Linked DNA regions of Homo sapiens: region 2 is linked to region 1. A link is a loop called in an ENCODE intact Hi-C map of the cell type or tissue named here. Cell type or tissue: PC-9. All regions are shown on one strand.

Region 1 (8,000 bases):
CCTAAACTCCATGGTGGGGCCCATTATAAACGCCTCCCTGCTCTACAGGATCTAACGCACACCGGACAGGACTCCCGGTGGCCTACCTCCGGGAAGGTGATACCAGGTTAGGTGGGCCGCTTTCTAGTCCAGTTCCCTCGCTGGGGAACATCCTTATTAAAAAAAACCAAGCAACATATTTTCTTATCAATTTCATCCACAACTTTTGGGACCCTCTAGGTTTATGAACGATTCCTTACCTTCTCAGTAAAATCTTTTTCTGGTCTCTCTTCTACCTGTAGACGAAAACAGACAAAATATTAAATACTTTAAAAGCATTAAATGGATAACATGAAGATGGGGCTATGAATGATAAACAAAACAAAACAAAACATTTGCTTCCTTTGTAATTTAGAAGCAGAAAAATGGGACACTCCAAATTTAGCTTTTCACACTTCTCCTATTTGGATGTCTGTGAGGCCCCTTCTTCTCTTGTCCTCATTTGGACGTCCCTGAGGACCCTCTTCTCCTGTCCTCAGGTAGGAGTCTCAGTGGGACCCACAGCGGGCTGTGGAACTACAAGAGAGGGTGCACATGAGGAACGGACCCTGGAGAGAGCCCTGCACCATGAGGGTGTCTCGGGACAAGAGGCAGAGGCCGGCAGTGGTGTTACTTCTTTCTCGGCTCAGCATCCAACAAAAGACAGGTTTCTTTTTTTCTCCTTTTTTTGTTTGTTTGTTTGTTTGCAGGACTGGGTGGGGGGAAGGGTTTTTTAAACAAAGATTAACTACCTGGAGTGCTGCTTTTTTTATTTTTTGGCACATTGAAGGTTCTTATCATAAGCCCACTGAGAAGGTTACCAAGGTTGAGTTTGTCTAAAAACTCTCTGGGAAAAGCTGTCAACTAATCATGTTTTCCCCATCATGCCTTCAACCCAACTTCCCGTAGCTCAGAACTTCTTCACTTTGATTGTCAGAAAATCGGCCAAAGACATGCGCGGCAACTGCAGACCATATGTTTGATTCAGAAGATCTGAGAGATGACCTGGGACTCTGCAGTCACCGTTGTGAGCTCACACAGAGATAATTCATAATGAAGCTTGAGAAATCCTGATGGAGAGCTGCGGAGGCCACGGCTCAGCAACACCTGAGCTGCACAGACGCTGGTGCCGGGGACCTGCAGCTCAGCACAGGGGTGCAGGTGCTATGGTCAGGGTGTCAGAGAGATGGTGACCTCCAAATGACCACTTCCCATCTATGGCCCGAGTCCACGCTGGGCCAGATGCCCCTGCCCTCACCATCCGGTCCCACCAGGAAGGCTCATTAACTGCCACCTTCCCTCCTGCAAACTCCTTGTACCTTCAACTTCTCCTCCAACGACACCTGGAGCAACACTAAAACAACATAACCAGGAGTTATAGCTGGTCAGCCAGTTAAGGGATCAAATGGAATCCCACAAAATACTCGGTTAATCCAAAAGAAAGCAAAATCCAAGACCAGCTCTTAGCTCAGGGTGGCCATGTTTAAGGGTCTCCTACTCAACAGATCCAAGCTAAACCCTGCGGCCTGGCTCCCAAAGCCATCAGATGGTCTCGCCCAGCCACCCCACACCTGGGTGTTCAAAAATAAACTTTCTACTCTCATCTAACCAGTCTCCTGTGTCCCAAGAGCAGGAGTGGAAATGGGGGCAGAGAGGCCACATCCCTCAGGCCAGTGGGATGCAGTCAGGGGCAGGCTGGCCTCTCTCCCCTCTTTGCTAAATAAGCCCTTTGGGCAGGGTGGTGGTGGGGTGGTCCCTCTGCCCACTTAGCCACAGCTGCTAAGGACCCACCTGAGGCCCTGTCCAAGACCATGTGTTCACGGGCGCTTTCCACAATCCCAGCTGCTTACGGCTCTCTGCCCTGATGTCCATTCTCACGTTGGGTGCAGCCCAGCTATACCGCAGTGAAGACGGCTCTCTCCAGCTGTGGCCCATACCATCTGCAGCCCATACCATCTGCATTTGCTGATGTGTCGAAATGCACATCTAGAGTTATTTTTTCGGATGTGCATGCCACATCAGCCTAACTGTGTACTTGGAGGCACCAAGGCAGACTCCGATAAGATGAGTACCAAGGCAGACTCCGATGGGACAGATACGAAGGCAGACTCTGATCAGATGGGCACCATCTCATTTGGCAGAGCCCCAGAAGCCCTGCAGCCATGTTGAGTTGTGAGGATGATTGGAGCAATTCAAGTGTGGTTCTCAACTTCACATGGAAAGAAAAATATTCCTGAAATATTTTTCAAATCAAAATTTCAAGGCCAGGCGCGGTAGCTCCTGTCTGTAATCCCAGTACTTTGGGAGGCCGAGGTGGGCAGATCATTTGAGGTCAGGAGTTCGAGACCAACCTGGCCAACACGGCGAAACCCTGTCTCTATTAAAATTACAAAAATTAGCTGTGTGTGGTGACATGCACCTGTAATCCCAGCTACTCAGGAGGTTGAGGCAGGAGAATCTCTTGAACCCAGGAGGTAGAGGTTGCAGTGAGCTGAGATCATGCCACTGCAATCCAGCCTGGGCGACAGAGTGTAACTCTGTCTCAAAAAAAAAAAAAATAAATAAAATAAAATAAATAAAATTTCAAAGAACAAGGAAATGTGAACTATCTATCTAGCACTTAGCGTGCTGGAGAATAAATTCATTAAATCTCCTGGGCCCAAAGCCTTTTATTCCTTAGAGTAAGTTAGTTTGCTGAACAAATATTAATAAGATGAAAATAAAGAGGCTAGTTTAACTCTTGGTGGGATATGAAAATCCAGTTTAATAGACTGCCAAACTACCACTGAAAAGCCTGTGGCATGTTTGCTCCACGGTGTAAAACGTATGTTTTCTGGCTGCTGGTCAGCAATGGATAAATACTGTGGAGAAATAAATGAAGCTCCAGGAATGCATTCGTTTACCTACAAAGATATCTGAGACCGTAAAAGAAGGGCCCACCCAAGCCCTTTTTTCTTTCTGGTATTTCTTGCAAGAAAGCTGAGAAAGAAAACACACGGGGTCCACAAACCTTGATTTTGGGGGGGCAGGGCTTTAACACATCTTTGTTCTGCATGGTTTTGCTTGTAACCGTCTACATCATTTGTTTTTATAATTTGTAAAATATCAAATAAGGGAAAAAACCCCAAAAACCATAGTTTGCTGTTTTTATCATTTTAAAAAAGTCCTTGCTCCGAAGAACACAACGGACTCAAAATAAAATCTGGGCATATTTTTAAGTAGAGACCATGCAGAGAAAAACTAAAAATTAAGCTCTTGTTGAAAGGTGATGGCAAATGAACGTCTAACCTATCTCTATTTTACATAGTAGAGTAAATTTCATTTTGTGTGTCTTCCGAATGAAAAAGGATTTGTCAGCTTTCCTCAAACACAGGAAGGCTATTCAGCCCCGTGGAAAGCCACGCAGCCCCACTCGTGTCCACCAGATGGCAGTGTGTCACAGCTGCAGGGGCCGGGCCCGGACAGAAGCCGCAGGCAGCAGAGTCCACCTTAACCAAGCCCCCTTTCCTAAGCCCTAGCAGAGCCAGGTAAGGAATCAGATGTTGTGTTTCATCTTGACATAAAGCACAGCACTTCCTCCCTAAAATGATGAAGAAATGGAAGACAAGAAAGGATTCTAAACACTGTCACGGCCACTGCATGGCATGGTGTGGGGGCCTGGAGGAGGTGGGCATGGTGCAGAGAGGGGTCCAGAGGACATGGTGGCTGCAGACGGTCCAGGCTGCTCTGCCCACCCACCTTAGCCCAGGACGGGAAAGCACCGGACCCCGCAGACAGTGGCCTCCTGCACGGGAAGGGCGACAGCGCCGAACACATTGCAGCCTGTTAGCTTCATGACTCTCGTATTCTGAGTGATACTAAACATTTCAGGTCAGGGTGAAAACGTCACACTAACAGGTTTACAAAGTATGTGTGTTGTATTTTACAGCCACAGCTGAGTGTATACAGACATCATTGAAAATCTACTGGAAACAGTCACTTCTAAAACACGTCTGTGGAAGTTTAGTTTACGTCAAGTTTCCTTTCAAAAACAAATGCTTCAAGGAGCACATTAAATATTTTATTAATTCCAACTTTCTAACACTGTGTCTAAAGGAGTTTGCTATCTAGGCTCCTGTACACACGATGCCTGGTGAGGCTAAAACGCTAAGTTTTCCATGTTCCAGCTGCCTGCCATTTTCCTAAAGAAAGAATATGTGGCACCTGTTCACGTACCCAGAGAGACCCTACTCAAGGGCCCAGGTACAAAAGGAACCTGTCCTCAACACCCAGCCAGGCAACACCAGACTTGGATGGAAAAAGGGATCACCGAAGCAACATCCTTGCGAGGTCCTTCTTGAGACACAAACAAACAGCAAACACTGCTCAGAAAACACCCATTTTAAGGGTAATTTTCCTTCACATTTAAATGATAGCACAGTCCACCACTAGGGTGACGGTTTTTGGTTTTAAATCCAATAATATTTACTTTAGCCTGAATGACTTATCTTTGAACTCTGGTGTTTGTAATTCAAGACCCGTTTTTCCACCTGGTCCCTGCCCCTGCCTCTTTGTGCAACAAAAAACATGAGTCAAAATAGTGTTGTTTTTCTAGTCCAAATGGGCAGAGATCTGAGTTCATTGCTCCTGTCTTCTCTGAGTACACGAGGGAAGATATGGACCCAGGCTGCCCTTGGGACATTCCTGATGGATGTTTCAGAAACGTGATGGCTTCACCAGGTTCCCAGTGAGATTTTGGGGCCTGGATGACCCAGATCTGTTGGCTTCACTAGGTGGAGTCACTCTGCTTGGGTGTGGCCCAAGCTCTGGCCGTCAAACCTCTGGATCCCAGCTCTCTCGAGGCACCTTTGCCTCCCCTCACACCCCCGCTGCTGGGCTTCACAACGTGTGATCACCCAACAAGCATCCGTCTGCCCCTGTCTGTGCGTCCCATGAGGGCTGGGGCAAGTCTGCATTTGCTCATACAACGGCCCTGTTTCTGGAACATTCTAGGTGCTCAATAAACACTGAATGAATGAGTGAAATAACTTCCTCAAGGAGAAGATCCTGGTCGTGCTGGAGAGGAAGAAAACACAGCTCATCCACAGCATGGGAGAAGATGAGAATGAGGTGAACAGTATTCTATGCCTGTCTTGAGATGGGGCTGATGCCCTCTCTGCTTTCCCAAGGACCCTGGGAGGACCAAGTGGGTGGAGAAAACTTGAAGTCTTGTCCCTGGTGGTGGTCTCTGGACACTGAAGCATTTTCATTTTCTCGAAGTGGGACAAGCAGTCACTTCCTTCATTCTGGTTACTACTGCCCTTTAACAGCACCACCCTCCCTCCCTCCCCTCTGATGGGTGTGACACACTCACCTGTGCACCTGTATCTCCCAAACCCAGGGCGGGACTCCCTACAGAGCCTGCAGGGCTGACCCTGACTTCATATTTTTCTTGTCCTCTGTCCTCACTCATACTGGCCCTGGATACGTGTCCCTGACGAAGTCCCCGGCCTGGGAGCATTTCCCATGAGCTCTCGCTACAACAACTGTATCCCATCCCTGGCTAACCCCAGCCAAGGAGAAATAAAGTAACCATATGTTTTTTTTTTGTTTTTTTGGGGGGGTTTCTTTTTGCTTTTTAAGGGTATCATGACCCCTCTTTCCAGGGGAAGCACAAGAAGTTTATGTGCCCAGCTAGATGTCCCAAGCCAGGAATGAGAGCTGTGACATCTGAACCCGGGTTCTGAAACTCCCTGCCTCAGAGCACTGCCTGCTCCATATGACCTCAAGGAAGGCCAGACTGGAGGGTCATTCACCTTTGCCACCACGCTTACACCAGGCCCTGCCCAAGACCTGTTGCTCCTCCCTCCCAGGCAGAAGGACCGGGGAGTCCTATCCAGGCTCTCCTGGCTTCTTCCCATCAACAAGGCCAAACACAACCACTAGCACTTTCTGTTGTCCCAGGAGATCCAAAATATACCAGCAATGGTGTAAATGTCCCAAGACAGAAAACAGAAATGGAGTCAATTTAGTATAAGAGGACCATGAGTTTTGGAAATTATGGAAATGAGCTAGCTTAGTTCTGTCTCCCAGGCTCTCTTCAGATACCAGGGATGCTGCCTGTGCTCACCGTCTTTCTATTCTCGACACGATCAATCAAGGGATACCGTAACACATCCGCGAGGGAACTGCCCTGCACTCTACAGAGACCTCTCTGCATTCTAAGAACCACATACGGGAGGTTTCATCAGATGTAAGGCACCCAGGATGAGATGGGGGACAGCCTTGTCCCTCACTGCGGGACTGACCTTTGTTCCCTAAGCGTGCCAACCAGCCCGCAATCAACTGACCTTTGCTAGTTGAGCAATCGATTCAGGGAAGGAAGAGCAGATACAAGGAGATCACCCACCCCCATCAGGTCCCAGGACGCCCAGGAAGGCTGAACTCACATCTTTCTGTTTATGATCATCTAATAAACCTGTGAGTAAATTTTATACAAATTTAGAAAACACATGACAAAGGAATTTGTATCATTTCAGTCTCTTCGGTCAATTTCGTATGACAAAGAAATTTGTGTCATTTCAATCTCTAAGTGACTATATTGAGCCCTGTTATTTTGAGACTTCATCATATGCTTGAATAAAGACAATGCTTAACAAAATCCAATTGTCATGTCTCACTGGAACCAGGCAGAGGGTACAGAGGGCATTAAGCGTGTTTGGGATTCACTGAAAGTAAAGCCACAACATTCTTCTGTCAATTGTAAATACTTATATTTTCTTTTCTTTCTTTTTTTTCTTTTTTCTTTTTTTTTTAGACGGAGCCTTGCCTTGTTGCCCAGGCTGGAGTGCAGTGGTGCGATCTCAGCTCACTGCAACCTCCACCTCCTGTATTCAAGTGATTCTTCAGCCTCAGCCTCCCAAGTAGCTGGGATTACAGGCATGCGCCACTACACCCGGCTAATTTTTGTATTTTTAGTAGAGATGGGATTTCTCCATGTTGGCCAGGCTGGTCTCCAACTCCTGACCTCAAGTGATCCACCTGCCTCAGCCTCCCAAAGTGCTGGGATTACAGGTGTGAGCCACCGCGCCTGGCAATACTTACATTTTCTTTTCTGAAAAGTGAGTGTGAGAAGACAAAGCAATCCTACACTAAATTTATTACGGAAAATGTTTCTTCCTGGTAGTTTTAAGTGATCACATAAGTCAGCTTATGTTTATTGCTCTACTATAGAGTATGAGATAATACAGAGATCCCAACTTTAAGGAAGACACAGCCTTGGGGGCTGGCCAGGCTTACTGAGTCTGTGATCTGAAATTCCTTGTTCACAACCATTTACTTTCAGTTATTTGAATAACAGCATCAAGACCAACTTGTCAGGTTTGAAAATGGGAAATCATGTCATAATGAACAGCTGAGTATCTTCCTGTTATTGCCTGATGCACTCTGGGGAGAGATTACTGGGGGGCGGTGTGCCCCTGGAGTTTGCATGGTAGCTGCCGCCTCGCACTCCCTGCACACATTTGGCTTCTCTCACTGCTGACTGCTGGGCTCTGGGATGGGGAGGGGTGGAACACAAACTCAAATGCCTGTGAGGCCAGGTGGGCAGAGCCAAATGTGTGACAAGAGTGGGTGTCTGCAACTTATACAGAGGGGAGAGTCTTCCCCCAGAGAAAGAGGCGCTGGCGTTGCAATGCCCACCCATATTGAACTCTATTTTCCTGCTCTCCATGGCTGGATGGAGGAGATAAACATTCCTCTAGCACAGGAAAGCCATGCTGCACAGTGATGAATGGCACCTGGGCCGTGGCCTCGGGGTCACGAAAATAGTGGGTGGGGTGGAGGCTGTGCAGTTCTGCAAGGCAGCCTCAGAGTCAAGTGGCCAGAGATCCTGGGTTTTCTTCCCCCAAAGAAGCTGATACCTGCATTTGCTGATACCTGAATGCAGGTATCAGGTGCGAGGTAGGAAACCTCACAGTTTTAAAAGACTGCATCTAATTTAA
Region 2 (8,000 bases), 590 kb after region 1:
CCGCCACTCAGTAGCTGAGTGATCACGGCCCGCTCACTTATCCTTTCTGATCTTCAGTCTCCTCACTTGTAAGTGGGGATAGCGAGCCTGCCCATCGCCGAGGGTTGTTGTAGGACCGGAGGTGACAATATGTGCAAAGTACAGGCACAGACCTGGCAGTGGCTCCTGAGGGAGGTGGCATCCTTCCCTCTCTAAGGAGGGCACGGGGTCTGGGAACGCTAGGAAGCCTGTTCGAGGTTGGAGGAACCTTGTGCTCCTCTGCCCTGGGCTGAGTGGGCACTTAGCCCTTCTGCTGCGTTCAGCAGTGACAGCACTCGCATCTCTGTGGCCATCGCCACCGGAAGAAGCTGGGACGTGTGCGGCATACGGCCGTTTGGGAACTGCGATCGGTGAGCTGCTGGGGATGCGATGCCTGACGCGACCCCGCTTCAGAGCGTGGACTCCGAGGGCAGAGCCCTGGAAGCTGATGAGCGGCCGGGCCAGAGCTTTGACCTTGCTTCCTTCATGTGTGAAATGGGTCTGCGAGGCGCCCTCTTCTAGGGGCTGTGCTGAGGACCAGGAGTTACTCCGTGTCCCTGATTTGCAGGGACCTTGTCCCCTAAGCTGTGCTCAATCAGCCTTCCTCAGTGTTACCGGCAGCAGGAAAGCTGTCATCTCACTGCGGGCACAGGGAGCCCTTGGACACAGTCTGAGCAACGTCCTGGGGGAAGAGAGGACTGAAAAAACTGAACGTCCAGTGAGAAACTGTTCCCTGGACAGAAATGTGAAAAACAGCGCTGGCAGCACAGCCTGTGACTCACCGGCGTGTGCCCCCACACTGCAGCTGGGCCAGCGCGGGGCCCTCCTGATTCATGTTTTCCGTGGTTATCCGGGGAAATGGAAACCGTCTGGACGCGGCACCCACTCGCACGCCGGCGCTCACGCTGCGCTGATCAGCTTGGAAGTGCGGAAGGGCCTCCTCCCAGCCTCCTCCCCTACCTGCAGCCGCAGACGCTGGAGTGGGGAGGTGGCTGTCTTCACACCCCAGACCCACTGCCCAGGGCATGCTTCCCCGTAGGAAGCAAAACAAAGACCCGGTTCCCTGTCTGTGGGCAGGGGCAGGGGCCACTTTGAGGTCTTTTCTTATTTTTTGTTCCCTTGGGTAGTTCCCTCTGCACACAAACCACCGCGTGCTCTTGATGACTGAGCGCATGCCCTCAGTGAGGCATCCTAGGGCTGATGTGGTAAGGACGGTTAGGAGCCTACTCTAATGACATCTGAATTTCATGAAAGGGGGAGGGAGGGGACATCACAGTGCCGTGCTTGTGAAGTCACTGAGTGTCTTTTATCCTTGGAAAATTGTTCTCTGGGACATGCAGCTGGTTGCTAAAGTTTTCATTTTTCTGTGTCTGCAGATGTGCACAGAAGTTTCCAGTTAAGTTCCAGTTAAGCCCTAACCTGCATTAGGAAAAAAAGAAAAAAAGAATGTGTTTGCATGGCCTACAGAAGTGCTCAGTATGACCTGAAGCCGAATCACAGGCACTTTTCTCATTAGCTCCTGGGGCTGCGTCCCCTGGGCTTGTGTTCTGATCCTCTGGGCCGGCTGTGTGACCTTAGGGAACTTCCTTGCTTCTCTGAGCCTCGGTTTCCTTCATGGTAAAATGGGGAGGGTAATGATGCCTCCTGAGGTTGCTGGAAAGACTGACTGAGACAGTCCTCAGAAAGCACTTCACAGGGGCCAGCCCAGGGTAAAGGCACAGGAAACGCCACCCACCGCTGCAAATCCATTGCTGTTGAGTCCTGGGGGGACTTTCTTGCCTGTGCTGGCTGTGAGGCAGCCTGTGTGCTACCCCCTCCAACAGCCACACAGTGAGTTTTATTTTCGAATTGCATTGCTAATCCCTGAGGGGAAACACAAAGGCTAAGCAATAAGGCAGGTGTGTGAAACTCTCATTGCCATAAGAAACCTCCAGCATTCTCCCCGTCTTTGTGCACAGCCTGAACTGTTCATGTCACACTTCCTGGCTGCACTGTGGGCTTCTGTTCAGCCCCAAGATAGAGTTCCTCATACCTCCCCGCTCTTCTGACTCCTTCAGGCTGGCCCATCCCGAGGAAGGCGACCCTTCTCTTTTGCTTGCCACTTTCTCATGACCTTGAGCAGACAGCCCCTCTTGCTAGGATCCCGCTGTCTGGGTACATGGAGATACTGTGATCTGAGCCAGGGTTCCTGTCTCTCAAATGGCAGATGAGGACTCTGATGGGCATGTCAAGAGGCTGGGGCAGAGTGTGGGTCTGCAAGTCCCATTGCCTGAGGCACCTGTGTGGGGAACAGAAACCCAGGGACACATGATTGGCAGCTAGTGGAGGGAGGATGGAGCTGAGGGACTGATGGGGAGAGGCCAGATGTGAGCGGATATAGGGAGGAGCCAGGACCTGAGGCCAGATGAAGCTGGGAAGACCCAAAGTTTCTGAGAAAGTGGTCAACACCATGCACAGCAGAGAAGTCACAGGAAGAAATTGGAATGAAAATGTGAATTTGCAATTAGGAGGCCATGAAGAAAAGGAGCTTCCGTGTGTGGAATTGTGGGTTGAAAGTCAGAGTCAATAAATAGCAGAAGCAGAGGCAAGAGTGCCCTGCTCCTTCTAGAAATCTGGTGGCAGAGGGAAGGAAGAGAGGTAGCGATTTTAAAATCAGGTGCACTGGCGGGTACCTGTAATCCAAACTATTTGGGAGGCTGAGGCTGGAGGACTGCTTGAGCCCAAGCGTTCGAGTCCAGCTTGGGCAACATAGTGAGACCCCATCTCTTAAAAAAAATAAATAAAAGGTAGTAACTCTGAGTGCAGGGACCAGGGTTTTCTGTTTTGGGTGGTGGGAGACTGAACGTTTTGGAAATTTGGTGGAAAGAACCAGGTGAGAAAGGGGCTAATTGACCCAACATGGTCCAGGGCCAATCCTTTACTTAGGGACTGTTTATAATGATGTGCAGCTGCTCTGAGGACTGGAAAACGCCTGTTTGGCAAAGAGCTTGCCTGTCAGGAGGGGATTTGCCACTGGAAGGGAAAAGGAAATCATATCAATATAGTCTTTTCACGAGACGACCCTTCATGTGGAGACCTTGGCCCTTTAAAGTTTGAAATACATGTCCCCACATCCTTAGCACCTTTTTCTAGCTGCCACAACAGGCCACCTGCAGCCACCTCCCTGTGTTTCAAGGATGCCATCGTGTGGAAGGCGAAGGGAACAGCAAATATAAGACCCCTTTTATTCAAGGCAATTCACTTCTCGAAGACTAACCACACTAACCACCTTGCCTGACATTTGTATGTCTCCAGAGAACTTTCACAATTTTTTTTTCATTTGATCATTACAATAACCCTGTTTTACAGTCCAGTAAACAAACTCAGAGAGGTTAATTGACTTACTGAAGGTCACACAGCAGAGGGAAGGCATGGTCAATTGCCTCACTCCAAGTTCTCTTCTATCTTCACTGGGTCACTCTAGGCAATGTCATTCAACAGATATTCTACAGCCATGTTTTTCCAAATTTGCCCAACCTTTAGCTCTGGAACCCTGTAGACACATTTGCTTGGGTATGTAGACCTGTAGATGAGTATTCCTGAGATAAATTTCACAAGGCAGCACTTACCTGTATCAAATGTGGTGCCTCTGATTATTCTATTATTCTATTCTATCACATTTTTATAAAAATGCTATTTATGATCCATTAAATTGCTCTCATGACCCATTAGCAGTCAAGACCTATGGTTTGAAAGGCTGAATGATGACCCCCCAGCCAATGATGACTACATCCTAATCCCAGAATCTGAATGTCACCTTACATGGAAGAAAGACTTTGCAGATGTGATTAAGTCTCTTGAAATGAAGAGATTGTCCTAGAATATCTAAATGGGCCCTATGTCGTCACAGGGTCCTTATAAAGGGGGAAGCCAGAGGGTCAGAGTCAGAGGGAAAATGGGACCACTGGAGCAGACATTGGAGTGATGCTCTTTGAAGACGAAGAAGGGGCCATAAGCCAAGGAACACAGGTGGCCCCCAGAAGCTGGAAAAGGCAAGGAAATGAATCCTCCCTAGAGCCCCTGGAAGAAATCAATCCTGTCGACACCTGGACTTCAGCCCAGTCAAACTGTTATCGGAAAGGGGTCCGGATCCAGACCCCCAGAGAGGGTTCTTGGATCTCACTCAAGAAAGAATTCAGGGCGAGTCCACAAAGTAAAATGAAAGCAAGTTTATTAAGAAAGTAAGGGAATAAAAGAATGTCTACTCCCTAGACAGAGCAGGGCATTCCTGAAAGCAACAGGAGGAAGGCACCCACCTTAGGTACAGTGCTTATTTATACACAAGACAACAAAGTCAAGGAAATTATGGGGCGATGTGCTCTACTACGAGAGCTTGTGACAAAGGATTGTTCGTCTTTGTGTAACTATTGTCGTCTGCAAGAATCTATATTAATATCTTTAAAGTAAACTTATTCTTTTTTTTATTATACTTTAAGTTTTAGGGTACATGTGCACAACGTGCAGGTTAGTTACATATGTATACATGTGCCATGTTGGTGTGCTGCACCCAGTAACTCATCATTTAACATTAGGTATATCTCCAAATGCTATCCCCCCCACCCCAACCCCTAAAGTAAACTTATTCTTAAACTAAGAATGCTTTTGTACTTAAGATATCGGGCCATTGGGGCAGTTCCTGGGTCTGTGAAGTCCTGGGTCGGCTGCGTAAACATTATTAACTTGTTCCCTTAACCATAAACATCCTGTGGCTAAGAATCCCTAACTTCCTGGGAGTGCGGCAGAACAGATCTCAGCCTCAAGCGGATCTCAGCCTCATTTCACCCAGCCCCTCTTCAAGATGGAGTCGTTCTGGTTCAATGCCTCTGACAAAACTAGTTTTGGACTTTGGGCCAGCAGAACAAGTGATTCGATCTGTGTTATTTTCGGCCACCAAGTTTGTGGTAATTTGTTGCAGCAGCCCCAGGAAACTAATGTGGATGTTGTCTCAGCATGACTATTAGAGGCGTTACCCTGGCACCCTGAGGGGCATATGGCCCGCAGACCTGGGATGTTTGTTTGTGGCCTTCACGTTCTTTTAAAGTCTCTGTTGAATTATTGGCCACCATTTAAAAATCATGATGTTTCATGTGTAAATCAGAATTTTTGGCTTGTCTTTGTCTATCCAAGGCCCATGTTTCCACATGGCAGCGTCTGGCTTTGACCGGTCAGAACCTTCTTCTAAATCCTCTTCTCTTCCAATTCACTTCAAGAATTAATTTGAATTCTGGTAATATGTCACATGCACAGAATTTAGAGACACCGGGCAGTTCTACAAGGTTTGAATGAAAACTAAGTATCCAATCACCCAAACCTTTGAATACTTCTATTCTTCAATTTCCATATAATTTGCTCACTTTGGTATCTCGTGGGTAACAACACTGGACATCATCTTTCCACCGAGTGTCTAGAATGAAAGATAAGGGTTTAGCTCTCTGAGCCCCACCCCAACTCCATTTCCTTTCTCATCTTCCCAATGGGATTCAGTCGCAAGATTTGGACTTTAGAAAGTCTTTGCAGGGTAGTTAGAAAGGAGGGCATGGAGGAACACCAAGGTCAGGCCCAAGGTCTCAGAGTCTGTGGGCAGTGGGGAGCCTCGGGCCCTGGGGCTGGGGACTAATTCACAAGGCCATGTTGCATCTGACTGAGAAAAGGGATAGACCAGGAGAAGGTAGAGAAAAACTGGGTAGACATTTAAGGGAGGACAAAAAAGGAGGAGCCAGCGAAGGGAGTATTTTCAGGAGGGTGAGCTATGGAAAGGTGGGGCAGGCAGGCTGTGAGCAGAGAACTGTGGAGATTCAAAGGATCTGTGAGCCTGGGGAGAAGGTTCTTAGGAGGGTGGAATCCTCTGGGAGCCTACAGGTTGCTGGCACAGAATATGAGCAATCTCAGTGCTCCCAAATAAGTTGTGTAGGGTCCTGAAATGAGCCACATCCGGGGGTGAGGGTGCGGTGGAAAGAAAAAAGAGAAGAGCTAGTGATTCCAGCCTGGGAGCCCTCTCAGTTCTGGAGAATCCCTAGGAGTCCAGCCAGGTCTCCCAGCTCTCCCTTGAAAGAAGGCGCCCACCCACCGTGGAGGGTGGCAGTTGCAGCCTCTCTGCCCTGCCCTGTCCACCCTGCTCTGAAGCTCAGACTCCCCCTAGCACCAGGCTGGAGCACTCAGGGACAGCCACTCTCCCTGGCAGCTGCTGCTGCATGGCTTTTGTGCCCTGAAAGCAGGTTAATTACCTGTAACAAAAGCGTGTGCTCTGAAGCTCACAGCAACAAGCTTTCTGGGTAACTTTCTGCCTGTCGTTGTAATGCAGGAGTCACTGGGCTACATGTCCAAACTGGAACTGGGGACAGAAGAGCAAGGCAAACCCTGTAGAACCCAAGAGTGTCTAATTGCACTCCCCACCCCCACCAGTTGAGTTTCAGTGGAAGAGAGGTGATTATGGAAGGTGGAATGGAGAAATGAGAATGGGCCTTATGCTACAAGGTTGTCCAGACACAGAGTCAGTTCCTGGTGGTGCCGCTCACTGGCTCTGTGGCCTCCCGCAAGTACCTTCCCCTCTCCTGGACTCAGCCTACTCATGTACAAAATGGGAGTCATAAGCACTGCCTACCAGGCGGTTGTGAGAATAAAAGAAAAATACTGTGCTTTGGACGAGGGCTCTTTAGGTTGCAAGCTAACTCAGGAACCCGGGGAATCTCCCCCACATGCACGGACACAGCCCAAGACTGCTGGGTCCTGGCGCACAGATCTGGAGTTACCTGTCCATTTGTCCATCTGGTTCTCACGCAACATGGTCATGGCCTCTTTTCTCCAGCCTCTCTTCCATTCTCCTCTTTTTCCCAGACGACCCTTATACTCCCATATCCCTGGTTTTCTCAGGATCATAAGTACCTGGCCTGGGCCTCCAGGCCTGGACTCACAGCCCTTTCCTGAGGTGCCCATGATCCAGTCTCATACCCCAGGTTTCTCTAATTCACATTTAAAGGGAAGCACTTGTTGGCCAGCTCAGGCCTAGGAGCCAGGACAGGGTCAGGTCACTGGCCTATCCATGGATGGGCTGCCCTTGCCCCAGTGTCTACCCTGTGTTCAGTCATTTGCAAGAGCCCTATTGGGGTCTCTAACCCTGGGAGGAGAGGCTATGGACAAGTGAGGCATCCCTGGCAGGGGCCACATGCAGGTTGGATGGTGACCACAGCCCTGAGACATGGATATGTGAAAGTGTTACTCCTCTTCCTCCCAGCCAGTCACAGGACTCCCGGGATGGGAGAAGGATTTCCTTTCCAATTGGCTCAGCTTTCCTGGGAAGGTTTTCAGTCTGTCCCCTGAGTTTCCTGCCCCAACACACACTGCCTAAATACATTTTCTAAAGTTCCTCTTAGAGAACTAGTCTAGGAAATACAGGCCACACAATGGTGGTGGAGAAGACATTTGCTCTGAAATTAGGAAGTGCTCTGGAAACAATACCAAATAAAACCAAACAGAAACATCTTCCTGCATAGACCTGCATTGACAGCCTGCCTGAATGGGCTCTCAGGAGAAGGTGAGCGCTGCCTTGAAGGAGTCATTCTTGGGGTGGGGGGTATTTTTCTTGCTCCCTCCCACTCCCACAGTGAGGAGCAGCCGGGTAAGGCATGGGCATGCATGTGTGTGCACACACACACAAGCGCACACACATACACACACACACAAACATGGCCCTCTTAGGGATGCCAGCAAAGGGTGGGGCCCAGCACCCAGCCCTACTGCTCACTGCAGAAGCCATGCTGTGGCTCAGTCTGATTCAGACATTCTAACCCACTGTCCCCAGACACCTCAAAGTCTTACCCACACCAGCCCACACGCTCTCTCTCTTCTCAAGAATTTCCACACCCACCTCAGCAAACACTCAGAGCAAATCTGCCTACTTTCCAGTGCTCTCATAAATCAACTTGTTCTTTCAAAACGGTGAGGAC

Evidence for each region. Peaks named below come from ENCODE experiments on the same cell type or tissue, not always from the same donor. Only the 100,000 strongest peaks of a DNase experiment are listed, where the experiment ranks them.
Region 2: a loop joins it to region 1, with 7 times the contacts of the local background. A loop is called at or near these places in 4 of 110 quality-filtered maps.

The regions. Positions count from the first base shown.
Region 1 is chr2:237,740,639-237,748,638 of GRCh38, reverse strand. It overlaps LRRFIP1 (LRR binding FLII interacting protein 1), which reads right to left. Exons shown (of 24, transcript NM_001137550.2): 12 at 240-275. Among named protein-coding and RNA genes, the nearest start is that of RBM44, 54 kb to the left of the region's middle. RefSeq lists enhancers at 3,686-3,735, 3,702-4,227, 7,639-7,933. In PC-9, CTCF peaks have their summits at 3,217, 3,420 (motif pointing right) and 4,360; a DNase peak (open chromatin) is centred at 4,618; H3K4me3 peaks cover 473 bases; H3K27ac peaks cover 2,609 bases.
Region 2 is chr2:237,149,443-237,157,442 of GRCh38, reverse strand. No RefSeq gene overlaps it. Among named protein-coding and RNA genes, the nearest start is that of COPS8, 68 kb to the right of the region's middle. RefSeq lists an enhancer at 870-1,404. In PC-9, a CTCF peak has its summit at 3,229; a DNase peak (open chromatin) is centred at 3,172.